Regions from separate parts of the Mus musculus genome. Here all the other regions are linked to region 1. A link is a loop called in an ENCODE intact Hi-C map of the cell type or tissue named here. Cell type or tissue: heart. All regions are shown on one strand. Each heading gives the region's core, and the rest is flanking DNA. Links, peaks and the distances in the headings are about the cores only.

What was found. A loop is a pair of places that touch in the nucleus more often than their neighbours do. Peaks named below come from ENCODE experiments on the same cell type or tissue, not always from the same donor. Only the 100,000 strongest peaks of a DNase experiment are listed, where the experiment ranks them.
Region 2: it touches region 1 in a loop (2.2-fold over the local background); 19 of 42 quality-filtered maps call a loop at or near these places.
Region 3: it touches region 1 in a loop (2.6-fold over the local background); 2 of 42 quality-filtered maps call a loop at or near these places.

What each region holds. Positions count from the first base shown.
Region 1 is chr5:92,112,518-92,122,988 of GRCm38, forward strand. It overlaps a transcript of G3bp2 not described here. Among named protein-coding and RNA genes, the nearest start is that of Uso1, 20 kb to the right of the region's middle. In heart, for the core only: CTCF peaks have their summits at 5,576 and 7,087 (motif pointing left); a DNase peak (open chromatin) is centred at 5,484; H3K4me3 peaks cover 3 bases.
Region 2 is chr5:92,059,067-92,069,537 of GRCm38, forward strand. It overlaps G3bp2 (GTPase activating protein (SH3 domain) binding protein 2), which reads right to left. Exons shown (of 11, transcript NM_001080795.2): 4 at 9,259-9,432; 5 at 7,426-7,516; 6 at 6,686-6,788; 7 at 5,259-5,439. It overlaps Gm42111 (a long non-coding RNA gene), which reads right to left and starts at 4,264. Exons shown (of 2, transcript XR_880428.3): 1 at 2,235-4,264; 2 at 2,031-2,167. In heart, for the core only: a CTCF peak has its summit at 4,327; no DNase peak of the experiment used is centred there.
Region 3 is chr5:92,037,604-92,048,074 of GRCm38, forward strand. Cdkl2 (cyclin-dependent kinase-like 2 (CDC2-related kinase)) reads right to left here and starts at 5,439. Exons shown (of 14, transcript NM_016912.2): 1 at 5,196-5,439; 2 at 1,635-1,833. The coding sequence starts at 1,802. In heart, for the core only: a CTCF peak has its summit at 5,362; a DNase peak (open chromatin) is centred at 5,148; H3K4me3 peaks cover 1,694 bases; H3K27ac peaks cover 985 bases; H3K27me3 peaks cover 296 bases.

The DNA of each region.
Region 1 (10,471 bases), core at 631-8,630:
CTCAGGTAAACCCTTCTCCAGATAACTGTCTCACTGTGACAGAGCAAGCAATCCTCTAAACAACTTTTGTGACCTACTGGTCTGCCCTAAAAGCTAAACTCTCAGTCAAGTTTAAGGAGAAAACACCCTGAGGAGATAGTTTCCGGCCCATCGGAGTCCCAGATTAGCTTAATTGCCTGACTTTCCCCTCATTAGAAAGTTCCTCTAGGAGGCAGATCTCTCCCTTCAGGAGAGAGAACACCCACAAAAGCCTGGGCTGTACCTGCAGGTTAGGGAAAGTACAGGACCCCAGAGCGAGGCAAATTAGCAATTCACGCATTTTACCATTTCAATTGGAGCCGGGAATTACAGCCGGGAGCAAAAAGAAGTCGCCCTCGTAACTCCCCCGCAGTTTCCTGTGTATTGTTTGCGGTTGGCTCTCCCAGCTGAACAAAGTGCTGGCAAACCTTATTTTTAAAAACACAAATAAAAGAGCTATGCAGGTCAGAGCAGTCCCTCCGCTGGAGGGAAGAGCACACTCCCTTCAGGAGTAGCTGGGGAAGTGGAGCCAGGTGACAGTGGGGTGCTGGGGAGACTGGGGGTGAGGAAGGAGACAAAGTTCTCAGCTCTTCCTAGGCGAGTCTCTCCGCCTGTAGTCCCAGCACTCTGCAGTGCTGAAGCAGCTTTCCCAAAATTCCACACACACACCCATTTCTTTTTTAAATATTTACTTATTGTATGTTTCTTTAGTTAAGATTTATTTTTGCCAGGCGTGGTGGTGGCACACGCCTTTAATCCCAGCACTCCGGAGGCAGAGGCAGGCGGATTTCTGAGTTCGAGGCCAGCCTGGGAGAAACCCTGTCTCGAAAAACCAAAAAAAAAAAAAAAAAAAAAAAGATTTATTTTATTTATATGAGTACACTGTAGCTGTCTTCAGACACACCAGAAGAGAGTATTCCATTATGGATGGCCGAGAGCCACCATGTGGTTGCTGGGAATTGAACACAGGACCTTCGGAAGAGCAGCCAGTGCTCTTAACTGCCAAGCCATCTCTCCAGCCCTCATTTTAACCCCCTTTAGGCTCTGGTATCTGCTGTCCTGCTTTGTTTTCTTTTCTGGCTCAAGGACAGCCTTTGCTGAATTCAGAGATCCTCCTGCCTCAGTAGGAAGTAAGTTTCAGATGACAAAGAGACTACTCCAGCTTCAATGTCTGCACAAAGCAAACTTCACTCTGTCTAGAGCGAGTGTGGGAAAAACACAAACACACAGGACCAGGCGTTTGTTTGGCTGAGGTCGGGTGGGGGTTTTCACAGCTCTTGGCTATCAGTGCGCGTGTGTGTATAAAACCTTCCCATGAAAGTCTTTCGTGTGTGTGTGTGTGTGTGTGTGTGTGTGTGTGTGTGTGTGTGTATATGTGTGTGTAAAACTTTCCCATGAAAGTCTTTCAAGATGAGGGAGATAAGGATTTGAAAAAGTAGTGAACACAGGAAAATAAAATTAAAAAAAAAGCCTCTTAGACATGTAAAAATAGCTTAGTGAGGAACCCCACTACACCCCAAGGCTGCATTTGATAGCTCAAACCCAGGGACATCACTGGAGATAGTAAAGCAAGAGCCTAAAACTCCATGATGCCCTGATGCCCACTGGACAGAATATAAGCAGAGTCCAAGAGCAGTGCTCTGCTCTGCACATCTGGACAGACACCACCTTGGTCTGCCCGGCAGCTGGAAAGTTACCTCCAGGAACCTGACCCTCAAAGTAGAGCATAGTTTTTTAAAAAAAAGTGCTTTTTAGACATGTAAAAATAGTGAGGGTCCCTACTACACCCAAGGCTGCACCTGACTGATAACCAGAACCAAGTCACATCACTCACTGAAGATAATCAGACACAGTCCTAATACCCCAGATGCCTACTGGACAGTATATATGTATATATGCAGAGACCAAGAGCAGTGCTCTGCTCTGCACATCTGGACAGACACCACGTCGATCTGCCCTGCTTACTAGTCCCCTGGCTATCCAGTCCCTCACGTAACTCCGAGTGAACTGCTTCCACTACTACCACATCTTAAGGCAGAAGCCCACGGGCGTTAGTTCCTGCCACAGTGATTCTTCCTCAGGGTTCTGGTTCTTTCCTTCCTGCGACCAGCTCTGGGCTACCCAATCTTAAGGCAAAAGCCTGTGGCTTTGTGGAGGAAGTCCTGAAGTCGGGGATTCGCCCTTATCTCTGGAGCCAGTTTGGGCCCTTAGGAATAGCAAGATGCCACCTTAGTTTCATCTTTTCTAAGGATCATCTAAGATCCTGCTGACTAGACTGTACCAACTGTCACAAAATCAGGAAGGTAGATACATGTAGTTAGTAAAACAGAAGTTGTATTTTATTATGCTGAGGGTTCACACAAGATTCACAGGCTAAATTCCTAACTTCAGTCCTAAACCTACTTCCCCAAGGCTGCTCTCTTGTTTGATGCATCTTAGCTAGATGTCAAGTACAGTCGATAAGAGTAGACTCTGACTTGAGGATCAGGATCCTGGGAGAGGCTCTCCAGCTGCAGGGCAGATCAAGGTAGCATCTCTCTAGATGTGCAGAACAGAGCACTGCTCTTAGTCTCTGCTTACACTGTCCAGTGGATGTCATGAGGTTCTAGGACTACGTCTGGTTATCTTCAGTGTGTAGTTCTGGTTATCAGGAGCAGCCTTGGGTATAGAGGGGTTCTCACTAAGCTATTTCTTTCTTTTTTTTTTAAGATTTATTTATTTATTATATGTAAGTACATTGTAGCTGTCTTCAGATGCACCAGAAGAGTGCATCAGATCTCATTACAGGTGGTTGTGAGTCATCTTGTGGTTGCTGGGATTTGAACTTAGGACCTTTGGACGAGCAGTTACTGCTCTTAACCTCTGAGCCATCTCTCCAGCCAACTAAGCTATTTCTACATGTCTAAAAGGCCAGTTTGGTTTTTTGTTGTTGTTGTTGTTTTTTAATTTTTTAAATTTTTTTTTGGTTTTTCGAGACAGGTTTTCTCTGTATAGCCCTGGCTGTCCTGGAACTCACTTTGTAGACCAGGCTGGCCTCGAACTCAGAAATTTGCCTGCCTCTGCCTCCCAAGTGCTGGGATTAAAGGCATGTGCCACCACGCCCAGCTTGGACAACTCTTACACTTGAATGTTAGCAGTCCTAATTCACTTGGGCACTGGGACATTATTAATTATTAAAGATTTACTTATTTATTCTATATAAGTACACTATAGCTGTCTTCAGACACACCAGAAGAGGGCACCAGATCTCATTACAGATGGTTGTGAGCTACCATGTGGTTGCTGGGAATTGAACTAATGACCTCTGGAAGAACAGTCAGTGCTCTTAACTGCTGAGCCATCTCTCCAGCCCCTACATGTTCTTTATTATATATTATGGGCTCAAGATGGACTGAGTTTCAACTCCAAATTCTGCCACTTGCTGCTGAGTGATGCTGTAATAGTGACTCTCTGCAGTATGGTTGTGAGGGTTACTTTATGTATTAGCAATGTTTAGGGTCTAGAACATGTCAAAGATGACCTCTACTGAAAGTCCATGTTAGGTCATGAAGAGCAAACAAGACTTACAAGGACCAATATGCATGCCCGGGAAGAGTAAAGGACCTCAACAATTAGAGTGAATGACAGGGCTGGGGAGGATGGCTCAGTAGGTAAGGCGCCTGCCTGGCTGGCAAGTGTGATGATGTGAGTTCAGATCCCCAGGACCCACAGAAACCTTGGCGCCTGCTCCAGCAGCCCCAGGCCTGGGGTAGAAGTGGTGGAAGGAGAGGTGAAGGAAGAGAAAGAGGAGGAGGAGGAGGAGAGATGTCTAAGCTTCCAAATAGCTCAGGGTTCTATTCCTAGCACCTACAACAGTAGCCCCAAAACATGTGTAATTCCAGTTTCAAGAGATCCACTGGCCTCTTTTGGCCTCTGAGGGCACCAAGCACGAATGCAGTACACAGACAGAAGTGCACAGTAAACACCCATACACATAAAAGTAAAATTAAAATTAGGAAATAAGCAGAGCCGGGCAGTGGTGGCGCACACCTTTAATCCCAGCACTTGGAAGGCAGAGCAAGGCGGATCTCTGAGTTCAAGGGCCAGCCTGGTCTACAGAGTGAGTTCCAGGGCAGCCAGGGCTACACAGAGAAACCCTTTCTCAAAAAACAACCAACCAAACAAACAAACAAACAAAGAAATCAGTAGAAAGCAACAGGTTAAAAGATAACCTAAGTCTACCTTTAGCATGTGTAAACACCCACGCTAATACGTACACACAGACCACACACACAAATAAAGACTTAACAAAAGCCCAGTAACTAAGTATAACTTTTTATTGGAGAAAAATGTAATAAAAGACAGACACAATGATACAGACTCTGATCCCAGAAGAAACAACACATTGACACAGGTTAGATCAAAGAAAGCCATTAGGAAACCGACGAATGAGAAGCCTTTCCTAGCTTCTTTATAAAGATTCATTAGTGTTAGGATTCATTATAAACTAAGGTTTAATGAACCAAGTTTTTAAAACGGAAGATTGGGCCTTAGTCCTGCCAAACATCCGTTAAATCCGAATTTGTTCGGAGCACAACTGAGTTGAGTGAAGGAAGATCTGGGATCCTACACTAAATGCTGAATCTTGAAAATAAAAATGTAAACATTCTAATTTAACGAATTAGCTAATTGAATTTTACTGCGACTACTGGCTGCTTTCCAGCAAGTGTATGAGTGAGATACAAATTTACTTCATAGTAAATTCGAATGTATACGCAAGCCAAGCCTCATTTACTGAGGGGTCAGGACTGCCACAGTTTCCCTGAAAGGAAGAAAGCATCCCTTTCTACTTCAAACCAAAACACTAAAGGCCCTGGAACCCTTGGGAAGGCCGTGAAGACTGTTTCCCGTGCCTTGTCCCTTGGCTGAGTCTTGAGGAATCAGCTATCTACCTGTTATAGACAGTTTTTATCAATTTGACCCAAATTTAGCCATACCCTGCAAAAGAGAAACTCAATTTTAAAATTACTGGCCTGTGAGCATGTCTGTGGGACATTTGCTTAATTGCTAATCCCCGTAGAAGAGCCCAGACCACCAGAGACAGTAACATCTTTGGGCAGGTGGGCTTGGGTTATATAAGAAAGGTATGAACTGAGCAAGCCAGAGGGGAAAGACCAGTACACAGGTTTGTATTTCAGTTCCGGCCTCCAGGTTCTCCTGCCTTGGCTTCCCTCAGAAGTCAAGGTGCTGATTACAGCAATGGAAAAGCAAGCTAGAACACTAGCTATCTCCCTCTCTGGACTTGGTTGAGAAATTTTACGACAGCCCTTAGCAACACGGCTGGCAAATGACTTTTACATGACAGGAATAAAAAGCCAGTCTTCACAAAGTCCAGTAACGGTCAACAAGAGACACTCCTCGCAAGCCGAAGATGAACCTGGCGTGTACAGCAGATGACCAACAGTGACGTCATTCACAGCTGCTCTGGTTCAAGTCTAGCAGCCAGAGCCCAGCACTGTGATTGCTGAGTCTTGCCTTCTGGTCCACATTTAGAGGGGAAACAGTGCCTCCCAGAGGCCAACATGAAAGAGCAGCAGTCAACGTAAGACAAATGGCAGGAGAGGGAACAGACATCTGCCAGAATGGAATCACTTAATATTATGGTCCAGGTTATGCCCTCCATGGGGATGGTCTCCCATCCTAGTACTAACTAAGCCGGAGCCTGCCTAGCTTCCAAGATCATATGTGATTGGGCATGCTCGGGTGGACACAAGCACAGACTGTGGGAATCATTTCTACAAAGTTGAAGCGTGTCGTTTCATTTTTATTTAAAATGTGAAGGTTCCTTTTTACTGTTCACTCTTTCTTTTGTCAGTGTCATCTGTCCCATGGGCTTCCAACCTATTAGTCACAATGTACTGCAGTTCTGTCACCTCACCCTGGATTCGAACTTGAGGAAAAAACAAATCAGCTCTGATGACCTCTGGCTTCAGTTTTAAGCTAAAAGTAGCTGAGGTAGTCTGTATGGGAAAGTAAAAGCAAAGCTGTATTGAACATCTCAGCATATGCTGGCCTTGGGCTAAGTGTGATGCACAGCCTGCTACTTCTCTTTTAAGACAGCTTATATGAATGACAGCTCAAAAGAGCTGGTCTGGGCTAAGCTTTAGGCCACTGGAAAACCCAACTTGAGAGACCAAGAGGGCAGGAAGTCAGTCTCAATCTCTCCTTGTTCCCAAGGGTTCTGGCATGGTCACTTAGCTCTGAGACACTATAGAGACAACTGAGGAAATTCTCTGTCTAGGTGGATCCCTGATCCTACTGGTTAGTTCTCCCATTTCACAAAGATGATAGTTTAGCTGGGAAAGTAAGTGAAGTGAAGATGGTCATTGGAAGCAGCCAATAACTAGAGGCTGAAGTGGAAAAGCAAGGGGGTGGGGAACAGGGTGCAGGCCAGATGGAGAAATCCCCCATCAAACCTTGGTCCTTGTGCTCTGTCACCTGTCACAGTTACTTACTGCCCTTCTTCAATCATTTCCTTCTCCATGAAAAGGGCTGAGGGCTACAGACACAGCTCACTGGTATAGTAATTGCCTGGGATGTGGGAAGCACATGTTTGATCCTCAGTTCCCAGAAAACAACATGTCAAAGATGAAGCCAGACATAGTGGCTCATAATTATCATTCCAGCACTTAGGAAGCTGACACATGAGGATTATCACAATCTTAAGGCCTACAAAAGAATTCCCATCCAGGCTGGACCACAGTGACACCTTGTCTCAAAACACAAAGAAATAGACAGAAAAGGAGAAAGCAGGTAAGTTGGGGCAGCTGAGGGAGGCAGTCTACATGAAGAGCTCAGGACAGAAGTCAGGAGTAACTAGAAATGATACCAATTAGTACTGCATTCACATAAAACTGATGAGTCCAAAACATGTTCACTGTACGATAGATACATCAGATTAGGGCTGGACAGAAGGCTCAGCGGTTAAGAGCACGGACTGCTCTTCCAGAGGTTCTGAGTTCAATTCCCAGCAACCACATGGTGGCTCACAATCATCTATAATGAGATCTGGTGCCCTCTTCTGGTGTGCAGGCATAAATGCATACAGAACATTGTATACACTATAAATAAATAAATCTTTTTTTTAAAAAATCTAAAGATAGATTAGACTAAAAATCCTCAGATCTTTACATTCAAAAACTAACAGAGGAAATGATAGCAGGGCTTATGATTGGACCCAGATTGCCAGGAGGATGGGGCTGAGTTCACAGGGAGCTGAGCTCTGAGCCACTGCTGAGCTTGGAGTGGGGCCTACATAGGCAAAGCAACTGTAGGCTTTATAGTAGAGAGGCCAAGAGTCCAGAGAAAGCTGATCACGGAGAGAGAAATAGCATTGGATTAAGCAAAAGACTAGGAAACTACACACAGACAGACATGCAGGCACTTGCACATGCTCCCACTTCCCGTACATACTACAGAACCCAAAGGCTGCCATGAGCACTTCCTGACTACATCCCTGAAGATGTCCCAATATGTCACAGTCGCCCCTTCTTTGACTTGAAGGTCCCTCTCGATGCTGTTTCTTCCAACAGGACAGACACCCAAGCCTCACAGAACTACTTCACAAGAGAAGAAGTGTCAGAAAGCCAGGATGGACGCCTGACTGAATATGGAGACGCATGCAGAAAAGTCTGCAGAGCCCTGATCCTTTTAAGAGGGTCAGAGGTGCCGGGGCGTGGTGGTGCACGCCTTTAATCCCAACAACTCTGGAGGCAGAGGCAGGTGGATTTCTGAGTTCGAGGCCAGCCTGGCCTACAAAGTGAGTTCCAGGACAGCCAGGGCTATACAGAGAAACCCTGTCTCGGGGGAAAAAAAAAAGAGGGTCAGAGGTGTTTTCCAGTTAAACGGTTGTTTCAAATGAGAATGAGGGGCTGGAATATTTGCTGTTTGTCCAGAGGACCAACCTTTGGTCCCCAGCATCCACAGCATGTGGCTCACAACCATCCAAGGCATCCATTGTCCTCTTCTGTATACATGCTGTAGTCACTCACACATACACATAAACAAAAAAATAATCTTAGCCAGACATGGCTGCATATGCCTCTACTCCTAGCACTTGTCAGGAAGCCTGGCCTACATAGCAAGTTCCAGGAGATCATGGGCTAAAGTGTGAGAGCTTGTCTCAATTGATAATATAGTCTTTGAATGTGAATGAGAAGCCATCTACTATGTGAGTCAAAGCTTGTATGTATCCTTCAGTGGGCTGTTAGTGATTCTTACTCATTTCTGGTACACGTTCTAAGGGAGATGATCACTCTACAAATACCTGCTGACTTGAGGGACTCGAGAAGGCCACAGACCTCCGGAAAGCCTAAGATGATCTCTTCAAACATTTGGCCTTCAGGAGAGAGAGCACTGAAGATCTTTTTTTTTTCTTAAAGATTTATTTATTATATGTAAGCACACTGTAGCTGTCCTCAGACACACCAGGGCTTCAGATCTCATTACGAGTGGTTGTGAGCCACCATGTGGTTGCTGGAATTTGAACTCAGGACCTTCTGAAGAGCAGACGGTGCTCTTACCTGCTGAGCCATCTCATCTTATAGTCTTCCACAGGGACAAACGAATATGCTGAGGTTGAGGTTCCTTCTGAGTCCTACCTATCTTACCTACATCTGCTGTGCATCTCCCAAGCCACGTGTTACTGCAAGGGCCTTGTATGGCTTGCTCTGGAACCCACTCAAGTCCACTCTTCCTTGATCTTTAGTCCCTACAGGTCCTCGATTAAGATGTGAGTTCCTGGAGCTTGAGAGATGGCTCAGCAGTAAAGGGCACTGGCTGCTCTTCCAAAGGTCATGAGTTCAATTCCCAGCAACCACACAGTGGCTCACAACCATCTGTAATGGGATCTAATGCTCTCTTCTGGTGTGTCTGAAGACAGTGACAGTGTACTCATATATTCACAAAATAAATAAATCTTTTTTTAAAAATGTGAGTTCCTACATTGCTCTCTCAGAGCTCTTGAGAAACAACACAATAGGTTCACATGGCCTCAAAGGAAGGCTATTCTTTCTGTTGATACTTGCGTTGCTGAAGAGATTATTCATCCAAAGGGCTGAGTTCTAAGCAGCATCACCTTAGAGGATGCAGCTGGTCAGGCAGATACTTTTTGATCTCGGTGTCTTTCTGGGAACTCTGAAGTCACCTTTTCCCATTCCAGAAGGTAACTTCGACAAAGACAGTAATTGTGTATGTTTTAACCATTACTAATCAGCAATGGCACAGTTCCCAGACCATGTTGGTTGAATAAATACAGATAAAGCCAAAGTTCAAATCCCTGCCTCTGGCCTTACCATTCTTCTAGTAAATCAAATTACTTCTTAATCTCATCTCTTGATTGTGTCATCTACCCGACATTAAAAGGAAATGACAAAATGAACAAAGAACAGGAGTCAACTAACAACAGACTTGTCAGGAATCCAGATGATGCGTCTCTCCCACAGCTGTCTCTGATTGGTTTTATGAATCTGTTATTTTAAAATAACAATACAAAGCAGAAGGGGGCCAGGCACAGAGGCAGGCATATCTCCGTGAGTTCAAGGATAGCTGGGCCTACACAGGATGACCCTATCTTAAAAGCAAAAACAGAGCTAGAAATTATTAACAGAAAATTTAGAAAGAGGACTCTCTCAGGATCTTCCCATAAAGATATAACTAGCCAGGCAGTGGTGGCACACGCTTGTAATCCCAGCACTTGGGAGGCAGAGGCAGGTGGATTTCTGAGTTCGAGGCCAGCCTGGTCTACAGAGTGAATTCCAGGACAGCCAGGGCTATACAGAGAAACCCTGTCTCGAAAAAAAAAAATTATTTATTATGTACATAGCATTCTGCCTGCATATATGTCTGTAGGTCAGAAGAGGGCACCAGATCACATTTATAGATGGTTGTGAGCCTTCATGTGGTTGCTGGGAATTGAACTTGGTACCTCTGGAAGAGCAGCAATGTTCTTAACCTCTGAGCCATGTTACTGTAGACCGGACTGGAACTTGGTATGTAGACCAGGATGGCCTTCAATACAGACATTTGCCTCCCTATAGTTCTTGCCTTTTTTTTTTTTTTTTTTTTTTTGAGACAGGTTCTCTATGCATTACCTCTGGTTGTCCTAGAACTCATGACATAGGGGGTAGGAACCAGGCCAACCTCAAACTCACAAGACACCCACCTGCCTCTGTCTCCCTCCTGAGTGCTAGTACCACCATGCCTATCATTATTCTTTATTTTTGTTTTTTGAGATAGGGTTTCTCTGTGTAACAGAGCCCTGGCTGTCTTGGACTTTCTTTGTAGACCAGGCTGACCTCAAACTCAGAGATCTGCCTGCCTCTCCGTCCCGAACGCTAGGACTAAAGGTGTGCACTACCATGCCCAACACCCCAGCATTACTCTTCATTCACACCTTACTCCACTTCTTTGTAAG
Region 2 (10,471 bases), core at 848-8,847, 53 kb before region 1:
GGATGTTATAATTTGTAAAGATAAATCTAAATCTAAAAAACAGTGCAGCCACTGTAACCCTAAGGCATATGTTAACATTACGTTATTTAAAAGATTTACCTACTTCTTTCTTACAACCTGGTTTTTCTCCCTGTGTAGACTGATTTTCCCAAGATGAAATCTTTTCACATGTCCTGGAATCTACCTAGCCCAGGCTATCTATCTCAGTTACAATGTTAATTTTGCTGGGTGTGGTAGTGCATATCTTTGATCTCAGTACTTAAGAGGCAGGCAGAGGCAAGTGTATTTCTGTGAGTGAGTTCAAAGGCCAGCCTGGTCAGTTTTTGTTATAAAGCCTATCTAGCTATCTTGCTTTGTGTGTATGGGAGGTGGCAATCCTTGAGAGAACTGTTTCGTTTTAAAAATTTTTATATGCATTAGCATTTAGCTTGCATGTATGTCTTACATGTATCTGTGTGAGGGCGCCAGTTCCACTGGAACTGGAGTTACAGACAGTTGTGCACTCCCATGGGAGTGCTGGGTCCTCTGGATGAGCAGCCAGTGCTTTTAACTACTGACTGAGCCATCTCTTCAGCCTCAGCCAAGGGAATCGTAAGCTTGTTCAACCGTTACTGTTTGCCACTGCTGGGACTGCAAAAACTACTGAAAGGACAAATGTTCCCAATTTACTAGTTCAGAGTATCATAAGCCTGACAATGAGGACTGCTGTCTGTGCATATACAGTTTAATAGTATATTAACAATCTAAGATGTGGTATATACTGATAGCTGTATTTATAAAAAGGCATATATTTATAACTATATGCTTACTTCCACTAAAGGAAGTATCAAAAGCAGAACTTGGTACAGTTTATATTACCAATCAGAATTGAAAAATAGATGTATTTTACTCAAATTTTAGTTAGTGTCATATTGGAACTCAATAAAAATGGCAACTGCATGTAGTGAGTGGTGGTCCAGCCTTTGATCCCACCATCCAGGAGACTAGAGAGCCAGGTGCAATTTTGTGAGTTAGGCCATCCTGGTCCACACAGGCAGAATTCTAGGCTAAGCTTAGGTACATAGTAAGACCTTGTCTCAACAGAGGCAGAAGAGATGGGTAGGCAAAGAGCACTTGCTGCTTTTGCAGAGACAGTTCCCAGCAGTCACAAGCCCTCTGTATTCCAGTCCCAGGGTATCTGAGGCCCTATTCCAGCCCCTACAGTACATGCTACACAGATGTGCTATATATATGTGCGGGCAAAACCACCCATACTCATTTCAATTTTTTTGAAAAAAATAATTAAATATACCTTACATTTAGAATTTTCAGGAAAAAAATAGAACAGTCTAAATATTATCAAAGAACTTGAGGCTCTGTCTGACCTTAACACATTTCAAAACTTATTACAAAAATAAAGTCTCAAAACAATTTATCTTATAAATCATCTGTACACCGATTTGGTAACTTTGACTTTGGAATAGACAAGAATGCCAGTGCATAAGGACAAAAAGCAAAGAAACGTTCCTTTTACTAAGAAACAATTGTCAGCTAAGGCAGCTATGCCTTCTCCCTCTTCTCACCCACCAATTAAAACCAGGCATTCCTAACAGATGAAGTGGCTACATAGCCTACCATTAAGGCTTTCAACTTAACTTCACGTAACCAAAAGTATGATCTTACAGCAAACCCTACGAATGAATGTCAAACAAAATATAAAATAAAAAGTCAAAGCAAGTCAAAAAGGCATCACTACAACCATACACATGCCCTTCAGTGGAGTGTAAGCGATCAAGAGAACTGCTCAGTTCCAGCAAGGACTTCACTTACCCACCTCTTTAGCTCAGTGCCTACCAATACCTTAAGGTAAACTTAAGGTTCTTTTACCAAATAATCTATTTAAAACAAAAGGAAAAAAAAGCCGTTCAAAAGTAACAAAATAAGTTGAAGGATACTAAACCAGGTGAAGATATCACAAATTTATTATTCTACACATAGCACAAAGACCTGAGGGTAGTCTTAAAGCTTACATTTTATTATTTGTAATTATGTGTGTGTGTGTGTGTGTGTGTGTGTGTGTGTGTGTGTGTACACCTAAGTGTGGGCCCGTGCACATGAGAGCCAATGCCTACAAAGGCCAGAGGCATCAGGTCCCCTGGAAGTGGAGTTACAGGCAGTTCTAAGTCACCTGATACAGGTAAAGGCCAGAGGCATCAGGTCCCCTGGAAGTGGAGTTACAGGCAGTTCTAAGTCACCTGATACAGGTGCTGGGGACCTTAACTCAGGTCCTCCCTGTGTGCTCTGAACTGCCTAGCAATCAATCGCTCCAGCCCCTTAAGGTTTAATTTTAAAACATTTTTAATGGAGTGGGAAATTATAAAATAACTTCAAAATTGACTCAAATGTAAGATACCTAAGAGTTTAGAATCTAGTAAGTCAAGACATACCTTAAAAAAAAAAACCTTAAATACTAAATATCTTAAATTCTGTTATGAATACAGACCTAATATTCTCTGTAAGACATTAAAGAAAAATGTATGCATTTAGACCACATGTAGTGTGATATGCAACTACATAAATTCAAAAGCCAAGCTATATTCACTTGTCTAAACATGGGTGAGTTATGCTAGAATCTAATTTTCCTCTCTATAAAATGGAATGTTAATACTTGTCATGCAGGGTGGTTTTAAGGACTCAGTAACAAGAAAATCTGTGTGCTTTCTATCTCAGTACTAGGGAGGCAGAGGCAGATGGATCTCTGATTTCAAGGCTTGCTACAGCTATACAATGAGACCCTGTTTCCACCCATACCGCCCAAAAAAGAAATGTGAAAATAACACACTGACCACAATGGCTAGGCAAACAAATCTTAAAGTAGGCATTGAACTGTAGCCATGACTTAGCAGTTGGCGAAGAGCACCAGCAGCTCTTCCAGCAGACCAAGGGAGTTCCAGCCTCAGCACCTACATGGCAGCTCACAACCATCTGCATCTCCATTCCCAAGGAAACCAACACACTCTTCTGGACTCTGAGGGCACTGCATGCACAAGGTGCACATGAACGAACACAGGTAAACACAAAACTCTAAGTTAAAATTTTACAGTGTCACCAAATCTCTGAAATAACAACTAAAAAGGCTCCACATGTGAATCTGACAGAAATAAAGATTTCAAAGTCCCAAGTCACTCGTACAGATTGGTTTGAAAAGCACAAATCATTAGGGATGAGCTTTGACTGGGATCAAATACAACCGCATTTAAATACTTAACCAGAAAAAAACACCACCACCATCAACAACACACAGGTATTATGGCACCATGTACGTGTGTAGTAGAGACATCGGGGAAAAGTTTTAACTAGTTACTTTAAAATCGTATGTCTTCCCCCCCCCCCCCACCACCAAGACAGGGTTTCTCTGTGTAGCCCTGGCTGTCCTGGAACTCACTCTGTAGACCAGGCTGGCCTCGAACTCAGAAATTCGCCTGCCTCTGCCTCCCGAGTGCTGGGATTAAAGGCGTGCGCCACCACGCCTGGCAAAACCGCAATGTCTTAATGTTAGAGCATCTAAAAAAAATGTGTACAATAACCAAGTGTAAATTTTGTAGGAAAATGAAGCTCTACTCAAAATGTAGGGGAAACTGGGTACTTATATATGCCAATAAACTCAAATTTAATCTACTCTGTCTATCAAGCATCATAAATAGTGTCATATTTTCACAGTTTTGGAAAGCTCTGAAATGGATAAGATGACAAACAGACAAAAAGCAGAATACTAAAATGATCTGTTAAGGTGAACACTACAGTCATAAGTTGGTACAGGCTTCAATCAAACTGTGTCAAACACTCACAGACTGAATTTAGGCAATGTAAATATATATAACATATATTATAACATATATATTATATATATACACACACATATATCAAGGTTTCTATTTCTTTAGAACAGTGATTTAAAAAAAAAATGTCATTCTATTTTGTGCCTTTCCAAATTTCTTGCCTAAAATACTCTTGCTAAGTGGTAAAATTTTCAAGGAGTATTTTTCTTAAAGAAGCCTTTAAAATGACAACATTATATTAGTAAAACCAACTTAATCTGTACTGCACACACCCAAATCCCACCTCTGTATATTAATAGAGATTTGGCATTTAAAGTGGGTGCGCTGACATTTTATTAATACATTTTTAATGTTTAATCCATAATTCTGGTTGACTCGCTTAAAAATGTTTAAAAGTAAGCAATTGGCAAATGTAACAAGGATACAATCCAATGTGTTCACAGATTGGTTACCTGTGAGACTGGTGCTTTAACATGGGGTGGAATTCCAGAGGAAGAAACAGTACCACTAGGAGGCAGGTTTTTACTGGTCACTGAAGCCCAGGAGAAAGCCTGCAGGAAATGCAACAAACCTAGACTACTAATCATGGAAAACCACCAACATTCCTATAGGGAAACTTCCAAATATTTAATCTGTTTTCATTTCTAGTCTGTTCCTTTATATTGAAGGACTGACTTCCTAATAGAAAGGCACACACACACATGCCAGTCTGTGTGCCAACTTTCAGAATCTTATTATGCAAGGTACGACTGCTGTTTTGTCTCAACTGCTGAAACCTCACCAAGTTCCTACATAAGCAAGTGGCAAACCACTGTCAACTAAACATGCTATAAAATCTGAAGCAGAGACTGACTGCTCTCCCCATGGGGAGACAGGATGTGAGTGATGGTGTTAGGGAGAAGCACAGGAAGACCAGAGTGCGGTTGGAGACTCAGCAGACGTTACCAAAGTGAGCAAGGACTCCTGCACTACTCGCTTCTCCTGCCCAGATCTACTAACCGTCTACTTGACAGAGAGAGAGTTCACATGCTATACTATGGGTGCCACACATCTGTTCAAGAGAATTAGTAGAGTAAGGAAACTGATCCCATTTATATCGCAAACAGGTGTCTCTCACAGATCAACTTCAGTAGGGACACTGCATGACTCCTAGAGCATCAGAAGAGATGAGCAACTGAAAACCTCACACATGGACTTTCATGTAAGTCATTCAACACTGCATACAGACAAGAGGAATCTAGGTTATAAATTTCACTCTTAGGAATATTTTGGGGGTAGAGAGAAACCATAAAATCTCCTCAGAACAAGAACTCAAGTTTCTTTCATATACATATAAGTATAGCTTACTATTTCAAATAACAGAACCAAAACCATGCTTTATTAATGGCACCAAGCATGAAAATGTGAGGTCCCAGATCTGAAAAGTTCCTTTGATCTCACCTTTGGCGGTTCCTGAGGCAGAGAAGCAGGCTCAGCAGGAGGAGGAGTGGCCGACTTCTCCTCCAGCTCTTCCAAGTGTTTCTCCTCCACTTGTGGTTTCAGCTCTTCAGTCTTTGTTTCAGATTCTGGCTCAGGCTCAGGTTCATGAGAGGATTCTTCTAAAGGCTCCTCTATGCCATTACTACAACGAAACACCTAGGTCACTAGGTATTCAGATGAAATAAAACGGTTTCTCCAAACTAACAGTTGAAACTAGTTACATTCCTGTGGGTAAACTGTTCTGCGTTTGTGAGCAAGTATTCTCTGGTCATACACATGTGGTGTTGGGTATGGGTGAAACCCTAGTCCTGACTGCCAGGCACATACCAGTGAAATTGCTCTACCAGAGACTCACCTCCAGTCTATACCCATCTTTCTGGTTTTTGTTGTTGAGACAGGATTTTACTATGTATCCTTGGCTGGCCTGGAACTCAACTCTGTAGACCACACAGACCTCAGAGTCAGTGAGCTTCTCCTTTTGCCTCCTTCGAGTGCCAGGATTAGAGTGCACCATCACATTTTAAAAAATGGGTTTTAGTATCTTGCACATAATGGTGCTTCGCTTACGTGTATGTCGGTGCACCATGCATGTACACTGCCCTTGGAGGCCATAGGAGGGGGTCAGATTCCCATGTCTAGGGTTCCAACCAGTCACGTGGGTACTGGATCAGCTGGTGCTCTTAACTGTAATGCCATCACTACAACCAAACCCCACCATTTAACTCTAAATGGTGACAAGGTTTACCCCAGCGTTAAGTATAAACCCTGTGTTTGTTTTCTAAGCAGTGTGTGTTGGGACAGATAGGTCAGGCTTCCACTTTACGCCAGGAGGAAAACTTAGAACACCAGGCTTGCAGGGTGAGCACCTTCACAGGCCCTCACCCTCTGCCATATTAAAGTTTTACAGAAATAAGTTCAGTGTACTGTCCTAAAAAGCCTGCATTATCACAGTCAACCACAGCTTTGATACAAAACATGCATTTTTTTTCTTTTTTGAGCCAGGGTTTCTCTGTGTAGCCCAGGCTGGTCTCAAACTTAGAAATCCGCCTGCCTCTGTCTCCCCAAGTGCTGAGATTAAAGGCATGTGCCACCACTGCCTGGCATGCGAATTTTTTTAATTAAGTAGTAATTTTCAGTATCTTGGTACATGTCATAAATAACCAAATACTGTCTTAAATAGGCGGTTTTAACAAAAAAAGAAAAAAGTATTCGCAGAGGCTGAGGGTCTGGTCTGGTGGCAATGTGCATAACTCAACATGCATGAGATACCTAGCACAAAAAAAAAAAAAAAAAAAAAAACCTAACTTCTAACCTAGAAAGAACTACCTTACAGTTAGTTCACTACAGGTCAACGCAAATGCAACCTTGCAACTGCTAGCTAGCCTTACGTCACGGGGTGTGCGTCATAGTAAGCGCTGTTAGCATTCTCTTGCACAGGTTCAGGAGACGGCTGCCTGTCTTCTTGCTCCTCTTCCACTTCATCTTCTGACTCTGACAACACAGGACACATCTTTTTAAGAGAAGCTTACATAGACTCTAACATACACACTGTAGTATATTTAAGGGTTTGCTAGTTTAAAATGTCAGTAGACTTACAAAGGCAGTCATTCACTGAAATATTCCCTGTTCCCCACAAACTAAAGAGAACAAGCAGGAAAAAAGTTGATTATTATACTCTCTTTTAACAAGATGTAATAGTAAAGAAAGGAAAAGCAAGGAAGCTAGAAACCATTATTTTGGTTCTGTTGTCATATCTACTCTAGAGTGGCACTGAGAAAACTGGTATTCTATCAGTGGACGACGAATACCTACAGTATAGCCATAACAGGAAGACAAAGTGAGCTCTATGCCACTCTTTTCATTTTGACAAAAAAGTGTTTGCATCCCCAAGACAATTCCAGAATATGTACGAAACTCTAGTATAGTCTATACAGACAAGTCACCTATACAGTCTTCCTAGGTTTGACTTTTACATAATTTCATGTACACACATAGTTATACTTCCCCTAACAAAAACTAAAGAAGGGAAAGAGTTTCAATTCAAATAAACAGCCAATTTCCCAAAGTTTCGTCCTTACAGACAGTACAAAGTAAGACTACTGAGCAGCTCCCTTCAACTTAAACTCACCTTCATCAAGTTCTGGTTCAGAATCACCAAACACTTCATCTTCATAACGAAACATATCATTGTGAACATAAAATTTATTTGGAACAGATCCCTATAGAAAAACAACATACAAGTAAGTACTCCATGAATAGTCATAAATAGAAGTACCCACATTATCCTCAAACAACTGTAAACACCCATGGTATTGTATTAAAAGAACAAATTAAATGTTACAATCTTACATGCAATCTATATTTTAGTACCACAGAAATAATCTAGACTAAATATAATTATCCACAGCTGATTATGTTATAATGTTAACAAAGAGAAACATCGCCATTGACTATTATAAAATGTGTGGTGGCCAACACCTGTAATCCCACTTCTTCAGAGACAGAGAAGGAAGGCCACAGATTGAGCTATAGGGAGACTGGGTTAAAAAAATCCACAATGCACACACATGAAAATGTCAAAATAAAGCCCTACATCATGAATGAGTAGATGCTAATTATTAAAAATAAAAAAATTACAATTTAAAAACTCTTCTAAGCCGGGCGTGGTGGTGCACACCTTTAATCCCAGCACTTGGGAGGCAGAGGCAGGCAGATTTCTGAGGCCAGCCTGGTCTACAAAGTGAATTCCAGGACAGCCAGGGCTACACAGAGAAACCCTGTCTCGACAAACCAAAAATAAACAAAAACAAAAAACTCTTCTAAAATTGAGTTCATAAAGTTTTTCCATTTTCAAAACCTTTTGAAAACACAGCTTAGTATTTCACAGATCATGTGGGTTTACTTTGTCTTATGATCCTGGGAATCAAACTCAGAGCCTTCCACAAAAAGCTAAGTGTTTGTTCTACCACTGAGCTACATCACGCCAATCCTGTTCTGTATTTATCATCCACTTACACATTTATTCCAATATCTAACTTTAAAGCACACACATGTATATACAATGTCCAAATAAGATGTATCAACACACCTAATAAAGTCTCTCAAAAACAGCTGCTAAGCTGGGCGTGGTGGTGTACTCCTTTAATCCCAGCACTCGGGAGGTAGGGGCAGGTGGATTTCTGAGTTCGAGGCCAGCCTGGTCTACACAGAGAAACCCTGTCTTAAAAAAAAAAAAAAAACCACAGCTGCAAGCAGGAAGGAGAAATGGCTTAGTGGTTAAAAAAAAAAAAAAAAAAACAGGTTGCTTTTGAAGACCCAGGGTTTAATTCCCAGCAAGGCAGCTCACAACTGTAACTCCAGTTCCAGAGGATCTGATACCCTTCCCACTTCTATGGGTATCAGACACATATCCATACAAGCAAATAAAACATTCAAACATGGGGCTGGCGAGATGGCTCAGGGTTTAAGAGCACTGACTGCTCTGAGTTCAATTCCCAGCAACCACATGGTGGCTCACAACCATCTGTAACGAGATCTGGCGCACTCTTCTGGAGTGTCTGAAGACAGCTACAGTGTACTTACATATAATAAATAAATCTTTAAAAAAAAAAGCATTCAAACACATAAGACAAGAAACAAAGTTAAAGGGGCTGGAGCTGAAGAGATGGTTTACCAGTTAAGGGTGAGCTGTTCTCCTACAGGACCAGGGTTTGATTCTGAACACCCATGGAGCAACTGTCTATAATATCAGTTACAGGACAGTCAGAGATACCAGGTATGCAAATAGTGCACAGACATAAAGGCAAAACACCCATAAAAGTAAGTAAAATTCAAATATCAGTTAGATAATTAAAAAAAGAGCAACAAGCAAATCCAAGCCTGTAGGAAGAAACTCTAGCATTTTCAATAAGCTATTAACAACAAATCATAGAAATACAAAGTAAATGAAGTGAAAACTTACTTCTGGAGCCAGAACAAAGGTTTGCATAAACTTCCTCTCAGGCTGTCCACTGTTAGACAGCAAGCCCATGACCTGTACCACTACACCATCACTCAAGGTTGCATGAGCATCCACATGACGAATTTTGGTATGACATTCACTGAAGTTCAGAGATAACACTTTGTGGTGTATATCCTTTACAGAAGAAAAGGGTGAAGAAAATAAACTTCTTGTGCTACCACATTAACTACCCATCACTGTGTGTACATTTTCCTCACAACCCAAAAAGGTCAACCATTTGCTTTTCTGCATTAATTTGAATTCAGTCCAGAAACTACGTATTACAACAGACCACCCATAAACTACTATCACCTCTATACAAGAAGTCCTAATGCGTCTTGATACTGTGTTTAGTCTGGTGGTGTACAGCTCTTCCCCCCCTTCATTTCTCTGGCTGGCTCAGTTGGTAGAGCTTGAGACTTAAATCTCAGGGTTGCAGGTTTGAGTTCTGTTGGGGGTCAGATGTAAAAGTAACTTTTATACGCTTGATACCTTCCTCTGTCTGCTAACGTAGGCCTTGTCCTGGAAGCGTCTCGTCTCCATACAACCTAACCTAGGCCTAAATTGGTTTCAGCCTCTGAGACTTGCTGCTGAATAAGTTCACCCCTTCCTAGTTCTTCCTGAACTCTGGCTGGCTAATTCGACTCAGAAACGTCTCTCCAAGCGACTGACTCAAACTGACTTCTCTCTCAGCCTCTCTCGAATTGCTCTGCTTGGTCTCATTCTAACTCTGGCAATCTGTTCTAATCTGGTTCCTTCTCACTCTCTGGCTCATGCTGTCTTCTCCTGTGTTTAGCTTGTTCTCTCTTCAGCCTGTCTCTGTAGAACTCTCCTGGTAAACCTGCTCCTCTCTGCACTGCCCCTTAAGTAGCTTCCTTTTCCTTTCTTTTCACAAGAGCTGGGCAGATCCTGTTCTGTCAAATCTTTCTCTAATTTGTCACTTTGTCTGCCACTCAATTTGACTTCACTTTCAAACATGGGTGCTTTTTTCTACAACCTAACTCTACCTTCATCGTTTGGGATTAAAGGTGTGTACTAAGGGCATGTCTGTATTCCTGCCAAAGGGATTAAAAGTGGCTGAGCCATGCTGTACTGGCTAGTTTTGTGTCAACTTGACACAGCTGTAGTTATCACAGAGAAAGGAGCTTCAGGTGAGGAAATGCCTCCATGAGAC
Region 3 (10,471 bases), core at 1,808-9,807, 74 kb before region 1:
CGAACAAGGAAAGGCAGGCTGAGGAACAGCCACACAGAGACACTTGCTAAAAGAATCTATCAGACAAAATAAACAACTTTATTAGAAAAAAAACTCAAAAAGTACAAATTCAAAGAAATGGAGACTAACAGAATTCAACCCTATAGTCAGCCCCAGGATATAAAGAAATGATTACAAACCATAGTGGATTTCTGTTACCCCCAGCAAAATTCTGTCTTCTTCTCTAACTGTACCTTTTACTAACAGATGCTCCAAAAGTACCACATTACCATAAAATTAAACGTATTCAAGGGGCTGAGGGTGCAGCTCAGTAACAGAACTTGCCTAGTGTGAGCGAGGCCCTGGGTTCATTTAGCATGAAAGAGGAAGACGGAAAGAAGGGAGGAGGGACAGACAGAAGGGGTGATTATCCCAAAGTCTGTTCAACAACGCTATAAATATGAAAGGAGTTAAGACAAACAGCAGGTTGACACTCCCCAAATATAAATAAAACAATGTTGCCACCTGTAAAAGGAAGAAATCACGAGAACATGTGATCCAGCACCAGTGTTTAATCAAATTGTATTTAAGTAAAAAAGTGGGACAATTTTGAACATGGGAAATTTATCGGTTTCATATAGGAACAAACCCTATTGAAATATGGGCATCATGGCTGTGGGACACCAAGTGTACATTTTATTAATTTTTATTTTTGAGACAGTCTCTCTATTACATAGGTCTGGCTATCCTGGAACCAGGATATTACCTGGTCATAGACCAGGCTGGCCTCAAACTAAGAGAACTCCATCTGCTTCTGCCTCTGGAATGCTGGGATTAAAAGCATAGGCTACCATACCTGGCTATAAATCTTCATTTTTAAAAGTGCATTAAGACAGACAGCTAACGTCTCATGGGAACATTGAGAGACAGCAGAACAATGGAATCAAATTCTGAACATCATGTAATGAACTCAAATAATTCTGTTTTCTGTGGATATAGTCTTTTTTTTTTAAGATTTGTTTTATTTTTATGAGTACACTGTAGCTGTCTTCAGATACACCAGAAAGAGGGCACCAGATCCCATTACAGATGGTTGTGAGCCACCATGTGGTTGCTGGGAATTGAACTCAGGACCTCTGGAAGAGCAGCCGGTGCTCTTTACTGCTGCGCCATCTCTCCAGCCCCTGGATTTTCTTATAATGAAACAAATGTAAAAACACAGAGCTAGGGAAACAGCTTAGCAGCAAAGCATGAGGTCTGCGTTCAAAGCCCCAGAACCTACAGAAAAAGCCAGGTCTAAGATCATGTGCTGGGGAGGGGAGGGCATCAAGACTGGGCTCACTGGCAAGCCAGTCTACTCCACTCGGCAAGTTCCTGGGTGGCCAGCACCTGAGGAGTAACACTAAGTTACTCTGGCCTCCATATGTACATACACATGTGCACTCCTATCTGCACAAGTGTGCACATGTGTGGGCACACATACACATATACTACACACATTCACACACATATACTGTCACACACTCATAAACATACACTTACACACAGTCACACATGCACACGCACACACACACACACCACGGTGATGTTTTCCTTCAAATGTAACAGTCTTGAACAAGAAGCAACTTCCTTTTCCGCTCAATGCACGCTCTTACCTTTAGTAACTTGATCTCTCGCATTGCGATCTTCTTAACCATTTTATCATCGTCACTTTCTAGGAACTTCTTAATGGCCACAATTCTTCCACTGTCTTTGTTCCTACACTTCATCACCATTCCGTAACTCCCCTCTCCAACCAATCCTAGGTTCTCGTACTTCTCCATTTTGCTTTAAAACCAGTAGGAATTTTTCTTGCTGTGGAAACCAAAGCATGGCATTAAGAGCGCTGAGGTCTTCCGTTCCCTCCAATCTCCTAGGTAACTCACTCTTGTGAGACTGTTTCCCTTGTCACAGCAATCACTGCATTCACAGTGATCAATGATGACACAATTTCTTACCATTCCCACATGCTTTCAAAATGTGTATACAATTTAAAAATAGACAATGCACTAGGTGGTGGTAGTGCACACCTTTAATCCCAGCACTAGGGAGGCAGAGAGGCAGAGACAGAGGAGGCAGAGGAGGCAGAGGAGGCAGAGGAGACAGAGGCAGAGGCAGAGGCAGAGGCAGAGGCAGGAAGATCTCTGTGAGTTCCAGGCCAGTCTGGTCTATGGAGCTAGTTCCAAGACAGCCAGAGCTACACAGAGAAAACCTATCTCAAAAAAACAAACCAAACAAACAAAAAAGCATTTGTACTGCTCTTCCAAAGGACCTGGGTTTGCTTCCCAGCACCCCCATAGTGGACCACAGTCATCTGTCAGGGGACCCAACATCCACTTCTGGGCACATGCATCAGGCACGTGCATGTATATGGTACACACAGATATATGTACAGGATACACTCATACAAATGAAGTAAAAATTAAGCAAATCTGCCGGGCATGATGGCACATCCTAGCATCCAGGAGGCAGAGGCAGGCATATTTCTGTAAGCTTGAGGCCAGCCTGCTCTACATAGTGAGTTCCGGGACAGCTGCAGCTATGTAGAGAGAACCTGTCATGAACACAAGACAAAACTAACTAAATAAATAAGCCTTAGAAAAAGTTTATACTGGATTCAAAATATCCAAGTTGGAAGTCTTTATGCACTTTCAACTTAATTGTAAAAAATTATTACAGCATAACCACTGAATTAATACTGAACTTTTGGTAAATTTTCTCATCATACTAATTATTATTTTAAACTTGAGTCACTTAAATTTTATAGATATACAGGATTCTTTCACATCTGGATATAAAGTGTTTTCTGAATAAAGTCTATCATAAATGGAATCTTATTTTATCAATAATTGACAAAAATCCAGCAACCAGTTTTTTATATTATATATTTTAATAAAGAAAAAAATCATTATTTGGGGCTGGGAATGTGACTAGTGGTAGAGTATATGCTTAGCACGGGTATGAAGTCCCTGGGTTTGAATCCTAGACACACACACACACACACACCCATACACACACACAACCATACACACACACACCCATACACACACATACACTATACACACACACATTTGTCCATCATGCCCAGCATAAATTAATTTTTTTAAATCTGACTTTTGAATTTAAATTCCAGCAGCCATGAATAAAAAAATATTGCTCTAGATCCTGATTTGGTTTCAACATGGGCTGGGGAAGACTTAAACTTTAGGTATATTTATATTTTAAAATATAAATATTAGGTGATTATACTCAAATGACGACTCACAGTTGAATTTTTAAGAGCCTGACCATACCAAAAAAACAAAAACAAAAACAAAACAAAAAAACCTTATCACAACCTCTTGGAAGGAAAACACTTCTTTCCACTTAATATTAATCGCATATGATATATAGAGCTAACTTACCCAGACAAGAAAAAGTGGTGATGTTTTAGTGGCTTCTAGTATATTCATAGAAAAGGGGGAAAACCAACCAACCAAACAAACAAAAAACATTGACTTTTTATTCTAAAAAATTATGATAATCCAAAGTATATATTACATTTTCAACACTTGTCACCTAAGTGTGTGTGTGTGTGTGTGAGAATCCAAAGTATATATTACATTTTCAACACTTGACACCTAAGTGTGTGTGTGTGTGTGTGTGTGTGTGTGTGTGTGTGTCTGTGTCTGTGTTAACCCAGGGCCTCCAATAAGCTAAGCAGGTGTTCTTTCTACCACTGAAGTACACCATCCAGCAGCCATTATTTGCACAGTGTAAATGGAGATCAACACAGAAAAGAGAAGATGGAGAGAATGAAAAGAATCCTAATTAAAATCAAATTCAAAACTCTTCACTATCTTATTACCACTTTGGGTATTAGATTCTACTTAAAACTATTTACAGTGTCATAGGCACTGACTTCCCATATAGTTCACATTTTAACTTCTTTTTACCTTTAATTACTTTTATAATAAAAAATTTACATTTGGAAAAACCTTCAGTGTGATTCTAACTGGCATAGTTTTTAACCTTCCCTTAAGTATATATTGTAAAGGAGTAAGCTTTAGGCTAGTGAAAATAATACAAATAGCTGGAATCTATAGCCTAGATCGTTTTTAAACATATTGTAATTGGCATCCTAGATATTTAAAGATGCAAAATGAACCAAATAAAAATGACCTTAATCATGTCTAAAAGGTTCTGAAACATATTATAACCTAGTATTATACAAGTGAACTAATCCAAATTTATTTTCCCAACCATGTAGACACACTACATAGAGCACACCTACTTGTTCAAGTGGGACTGTCTAAAATACCTTAAGAATATCATGGCCTAAAATATGCCTTGTTTCCTCAGTAACTTATAACCCATCAGTTTCTTGCCTTCTCACTCTTAAATCTATGGGTAGCACGTGGCATACAAAAAAGAAGTCTGGTGCGATGGCACTATAATAATTTAGGATATGTGCCATACAAGCATACTGTTCAAATACTACCAATGTTCTTTGGTTAAAATCAAACTGAAATTTCTTATACATAAAAGAACGAAATAACTGGGTTTTTACAAAGTATTATACTTACTATTTCTTCCAAACCCTTCACATGGAAAGAGCCAAAGGTTTTCAACTTGGAAACAAATTTAAGGTGATATGCATCTCGCTAGCAGATCTAAAAAGATGCTGACTAGCTAGCACACTAGCAATCCCAGTATTGGGATTTCCTCTGCGGACGCAATTACCGGTCCTAGGTGAAGCAGGCAGGGAGGCAGATTGGCTTCTGCCCTCCGCAAGCTCACACTTCCGAGGACTACGGGCCGCATGCTGCCGTCGTCAAGGCAACGACCTCACTCGGTCCCCAGCCATAGGCAGTCTCCAGAGAGAGAGAAAGGGCCCGAGTCAGAATGCGTCTGCGACAGGCAAAGACACAAGCACCTGTCAAGGACAACAGCTGCAGAGAAACGAACTGAGGAAAACAGAGCACCGCCGGCCGAAAGCCCTCGGGTCGCTCAGCTCAGGGAAGCAGCACCTCGCCAAGTAGCCCTAGGCGAAGGCGTTGGCCACCCTAGCTGCAAGGGGCGGCTCTCACCCGCCTGGTCCCGCCCCGCCTACGGCGGAGCCTCCCTGATCCTGATTGGCTGAGGCCTGTCGTCAGGCGTTGTGATTGGCTCTGTGCCACCCCGCCCCGCCCCTTCACCTGGAGCTCGCAGGTTCGCTCAGCTGACGGCCTCGTCCCCACACCTACGGTCTTAAGTTTGTAGGGACCTTTCTGCCGGCGCCAGGAGACCTCTGCTCTCAGGGGACCGCAGGTTGCCCCAGTGGCCACGAGGAGAGCCAAGGTGACGGTTCGCTGGGACTGAGGAGACCATGAGATTTCCCAGCTTGCCCGCCCGCGGCGCGGCGGGGCGCTGCGGGGCGCGGGCCCCACCCGGGGAGGTTCCGCCCAGCCGCGATTCCTCGCTTCCTTTCGGTTCCGGGCGGTGGACCGGAAGAGCCTAGTAGTTTATTTAGCCGAAATTGGTGGGATGAGATCTGTTGACAGACCTGACAGGAAAAAGGACCCTGGGACGCCAGCCTGGTAGGGAAAGATTTGGGGTGGAGCCCAGAGAGGACCAGAAAGCAAGAAAGGTAGGTGCTGACTGCAAGCGGCGCAAGCTGGAGCTTAAAGCTTGCCTTCAGCTTGAAGACTAGATTAGCCACGACAGGGCAAGATCGGAAGACCATTACCAAGCATATGCTGACGTCGTACGAGAAGCCGGGAAATGCTTTATCCCTCCTTATTAAGGGACTGAGATTGTAAGGCCAAATAGTTTTACTTGTATTCACCTATAGCCACACAATTTGTACTCAACTAAATATGTTTTTTTTTTTAATAGCTCGATCCAGGAAAGTATCCTTGATAACAGACACGTATATGCCTAGCCAGCACCCAGGGGTTATTCTTGCATAGTAAGGTGTAAGAGCAATTGTTTTATAATTTTTCTTAGTTCGGTACTGCATTAATCTCCCGGTGCTCAGTTACCATCATTCACCAAACTGCTTAAAATCGAGTTCCCGAACCTACAATTTTGAGAACCACCTCTGGAAACAGGGTATGGGTTTTTGGTTTTTTTGTTTTGTTTTGTTTTGTTTTGTTTTTTTGGGGGGGGGTTGTTTTTGGATAACCCAAGATGTGAGTTATAATGTAGCAATGAGCTGTGACCAACTTGAAGATAATTCCCATCGCTTTACTCTAGATTGTAACAAACCCCATGAGGTTTAAATAGAAAAATATTTATGAGTGTTCTGCCTGCTTGTATGTCTGTGCACTGTGAGCGTGCTTGGTGCCCACAGAGGTAAAAGAGGGCGTCAAGACCCCCTGGAACTGGAGTTACAGTTGGTTTCTGATTGCCGTGGGTCCTCAGGAAGAGTGACAGGTGTGCTTGGCCACTGAGCCATCTCTCTAGACATTCATGTGAACTTTTATGTACAAACAGGTTTATTAGGGTGGGAACCTCATATTTTACTTTTTTCCAGTTTTACAAAAAATAAACAGTTGAGTAGCAAAATTAGTGGTATACATGGGAACTGAAAGGACAAAGGCTATAAAAATGGTGAACAGGTGTTGCTTGAGAAAATATTTAAAAGTTGGAAATAACTGTAAAGGAACTAGAGGGTAGTCAAGAAGTACAAGTTCCTTTGGGAAATAGGGTAGTTCAGTGATGGCATGCTTGCTTGGACTGCACAAAGCCCTGGGCCCCACATCCAACAATTTATACACTAAGGCATGATGGTTGTGGCACAGCCCTCTAATCTCAGCCCTCGGAGGTAGGGAGCAGGAGTGCCGCAAAGTCAGGTCTCTCTCAGCTACTGACCAAGCTCAAGACCTAGCCTCTGTGAGGCACCATGAAGAAGGGAAGGGGGAGGAAGATTATTCTGTCTGTCATCCGATTACTGAAGAGGAAGGAGATAGATGTTATGTAGAACAACTAGGATTGCTGTTTTCTTCTTGAACCATAAAATAACTGGCAGAGAAAAATGGTAGGGAAGGAGGCAGCATCAGTAATTCCTGAAATACTAAGTGTAAGGGTTTATTAGTCCAGAAGAATTCAAGGAGAGAAAACATGCACATTACCTAGCCTAAATCTTTAGTAAATTTCATTTTTCTATTAAACCATACTGGTCAGCCTGGCACGTAGTGAAAACTTTAGTCCCCAGCAAGCATATGTCTTGAGTTCAAGGCCAGCCTAGACTATACTGCAGGTTCCAAGCCAGCCAGAGCTATATATTGAGACCCTGCCCCAAACAAAACAACAAACATACTGGTCAGATTGAGGCTCAAGAAAATAGTAAGTTTAAACTCCTAAAGGTAGGTAGTTATGACAAGTTTCAATTCAATAGGAACAGAATAAAACGTTTAGTGTGCCAACTGAATCTGTGCACCATGAATCTACAGTGGAAATGGACCTTGTTTCATACAGGATGCCAAGTTCCAGGGCAAGAATGGAGAAAATGAGGAATATAATACCTGGTGATTAAACACAGGAGGTAAGGAATCAAGAATGGTGGAAAGGCCAGGCATGGTGGCGCACGCCTTTAATCCCAGCACTCGGGAGGCAGAGGCAGGCGGATTTCTGAGTTCGAGGCCAGCCTGGTCTACAAAGTGAGTTCCAGGACAGCCAGGGCTACACAGAGAAACCCTGTCTCGAAAAACCAAAAAAAAAAAAAAAAAAAAAAAGAATGCTGGAAAAGCTGGTACCCAGCTAAACAAATAAGATGAGTTATAATGGCTCTTAAAATTAGAAATCACCAGAATAAGTGAAAAATGTTCTAAGGAAAACACTGGAAATGCCTGAGGTAGAGCCCAGCCCTCCAGACACAACAACAAAGCAAAGCATAAATAGGCTAAGAAATACAACTACTATTCCACTTCTCCATCCCCACCCAAGAACAGTGACAGCTTCTATTCAGATGCTGGGAGCTATGCTATTGGCAGCAGCCAAGTGGAAACCCAAGTGTCCATCAGCAGGGTTTAGCTCTAGCATTTTCATTCAGTAGAACACTGGTTCTCAACCTGTAGACTATGACCCCTTTGGGAGTCACATATCAGATCTCCTGCATATCAGATATTATGATCATAAAGTAGCAAAATTAGTTATGAAGTAGCAACAGAATACTTGTATGGTTGGGAATCACAATATGAGGAACTATTAAAGGGTAGCAGTGCTAGAAAAGTTGAGAACTGCCGGGCGGTGGTGGCGCACGCCTTTAATCCCAGCACTTGGGAGGCAGAGGCAGGCGGATTTCTGAGTTCGAGGTCAGCCTGGTCTACAAAGTGAGTTCCAGAACAGCCAGGGCTACACAGAGAAACCCTGTCTCGAAAAACCAAAAAAAAAAAAAAAAAAAAGAAAAAGAAAGAAAAGAAAAGTTGAGAACCGCTGGATTAGAGGTGCTCTGGATCAGGAAATGACCACTAATGTGTATAGGGTTTCTTTTGGGAGGTAAGGAAGATATTCTGGAATTAGATAGTAGTGATGTTTATATAACCTTGTAAAATCTACTAGTACTGAATTGCACACTGTTAACAAGGTTAACAGCAGGTAAAGTTGCCTGCAAACAAGCCTAAAAACTTAAGACTGATGGCTGGGATCCATAGTGTGGAAGGAGAGAAGCCAAAAGCCATCTTCTGATGTGACACTCATGCACAAGCGCACCTCCCCCCACACACAAACATTCTTAAAGTTACTGTAAGGTATGTAAACTCTCTCGATTTTAAAAAAATCTATGGAAAACACCCATCTCCCCAGAAATCCTTTTTTCAATGAATTTGTAAATCTTAAGCTTACAGTAGATCGATTCTTTTCCTCACACTGACAGTCATCTCTATTAAACTATTTCATGACCATTATCACTTTACATCTAGTCATCCAAAGATCAGTATCTACCAGTGAATTCTTGCCTCCCTACACTTACCCCCAATCTCTCCAGTCCTGAGAACCTGATTATCACGAGCTTTTTAGTATCGCCTCAAGTAATCAAGTGACAGGCTCCTAAAATGTTGGCAGTGTTCTCTGTCACAGTATATTTTACAACATGTAACTATGAATGCAACACACCACTGTATTTAAAAACTAGGGGCTAATGTATAATGAATGCAAGGCTGTTTTTTAATCCCATCATAAGAGGAGAAACAAAACCAAAACTGGACTGACTCATTTTGTAGTTCTAGAAAAGTCAATTCTGTTTGCAACCTATGCCGATTTCATTTATTAAAAACTTAGAGGGGCTGGAGAGATGGCTCAGCGGTTAAGAGCACTAACTCCTCTTCCGAAGCTCCTGAGTTCAGATCCCAGCAACCACATGGTGGGTCACAACCACCTGTAATGAGCTCTGACGCTCTCTTCTGGCACGTCTGAAGACAGCTACAGTGTACTTATTTATAATAATAAATAAATCTTTGGGCCAGAGCGAGCAGGGTTGACTGGAGCAAGCAGAGGTCCTAAATTCAATTCCCAACAACCAGATGAAGGCTCGCAACTGTCTGTACAGCTACAGTATATACTCATACACATGAAATAAATCTTTAAAAAAAAACAAAACTAAAAAAACAAAATTTATGGCCGGACGTGGTGGCACAGGCCTTTAATCCCGGCACTCAGAAGGCAGAGGCAGGCGGATTTCTGAGTTCGAGGCCAGCCTGGTCTACAAAGTGAGTTCCAGGACAGCCAGGGCTATACAGAGAAACCCTGTCTCGAAAAACAAAAACAAAACAAACAAACAAAAAACTTAATTAGAGCTAGGTATTGTGGTACATACCTTTAATCCCAGCACCTGCAGCCAAGCTAGCCCGGCCTACATAGCCAGTTCTAGGACATCCAAGGCTATATTGACTCTCAAGGGGGATAGGAGTGAGAGCCAACTCTACATATTTAGATCAGAGGTCTCAACCCACTCCCACAACAAAGGCTGTTCAATTTGGAGATGGAAGACATAGCATACCACTTCTTCCAAGTTCCACATAGCTCATGCTTTGCTGTCTGTCACTAAGGTATCGACAGCAGTGCCACCTTGCAAATCCAGTCCTCAAATACTAAAATGTGTTGTCTGCTTGACTTCTTTTCACACTGGTAACATGCTTCATTCACACATATTCCCCCTTTCTCTGTAGCCTCTACGCTATCCTGAAGAGTTTTTCAGAAAAAGGAGCTGGAGAGATGGTTCGGCATTTAAGTACACTGCCTGCTCATCCAGAGATCTGAGTTTGATTCCCAGAATCCACATGGCAGTTCACAGCAGCCTGTAAGTCAGTTCTAGACTTATACTGAGTGTACGCTTTTGCCCTGAGAGCACCAGGCACACTAGCTGTACACTGACATGCACACAAGTAAAACACCTACCCCGATATGTATTTATAAAGTTCAGGAGTCTGTGTTAAGTCAGTCCCCTTTGTTACTCCAGTCTTCTCAGGCTTCATCTATCACTTCACAGAGATGG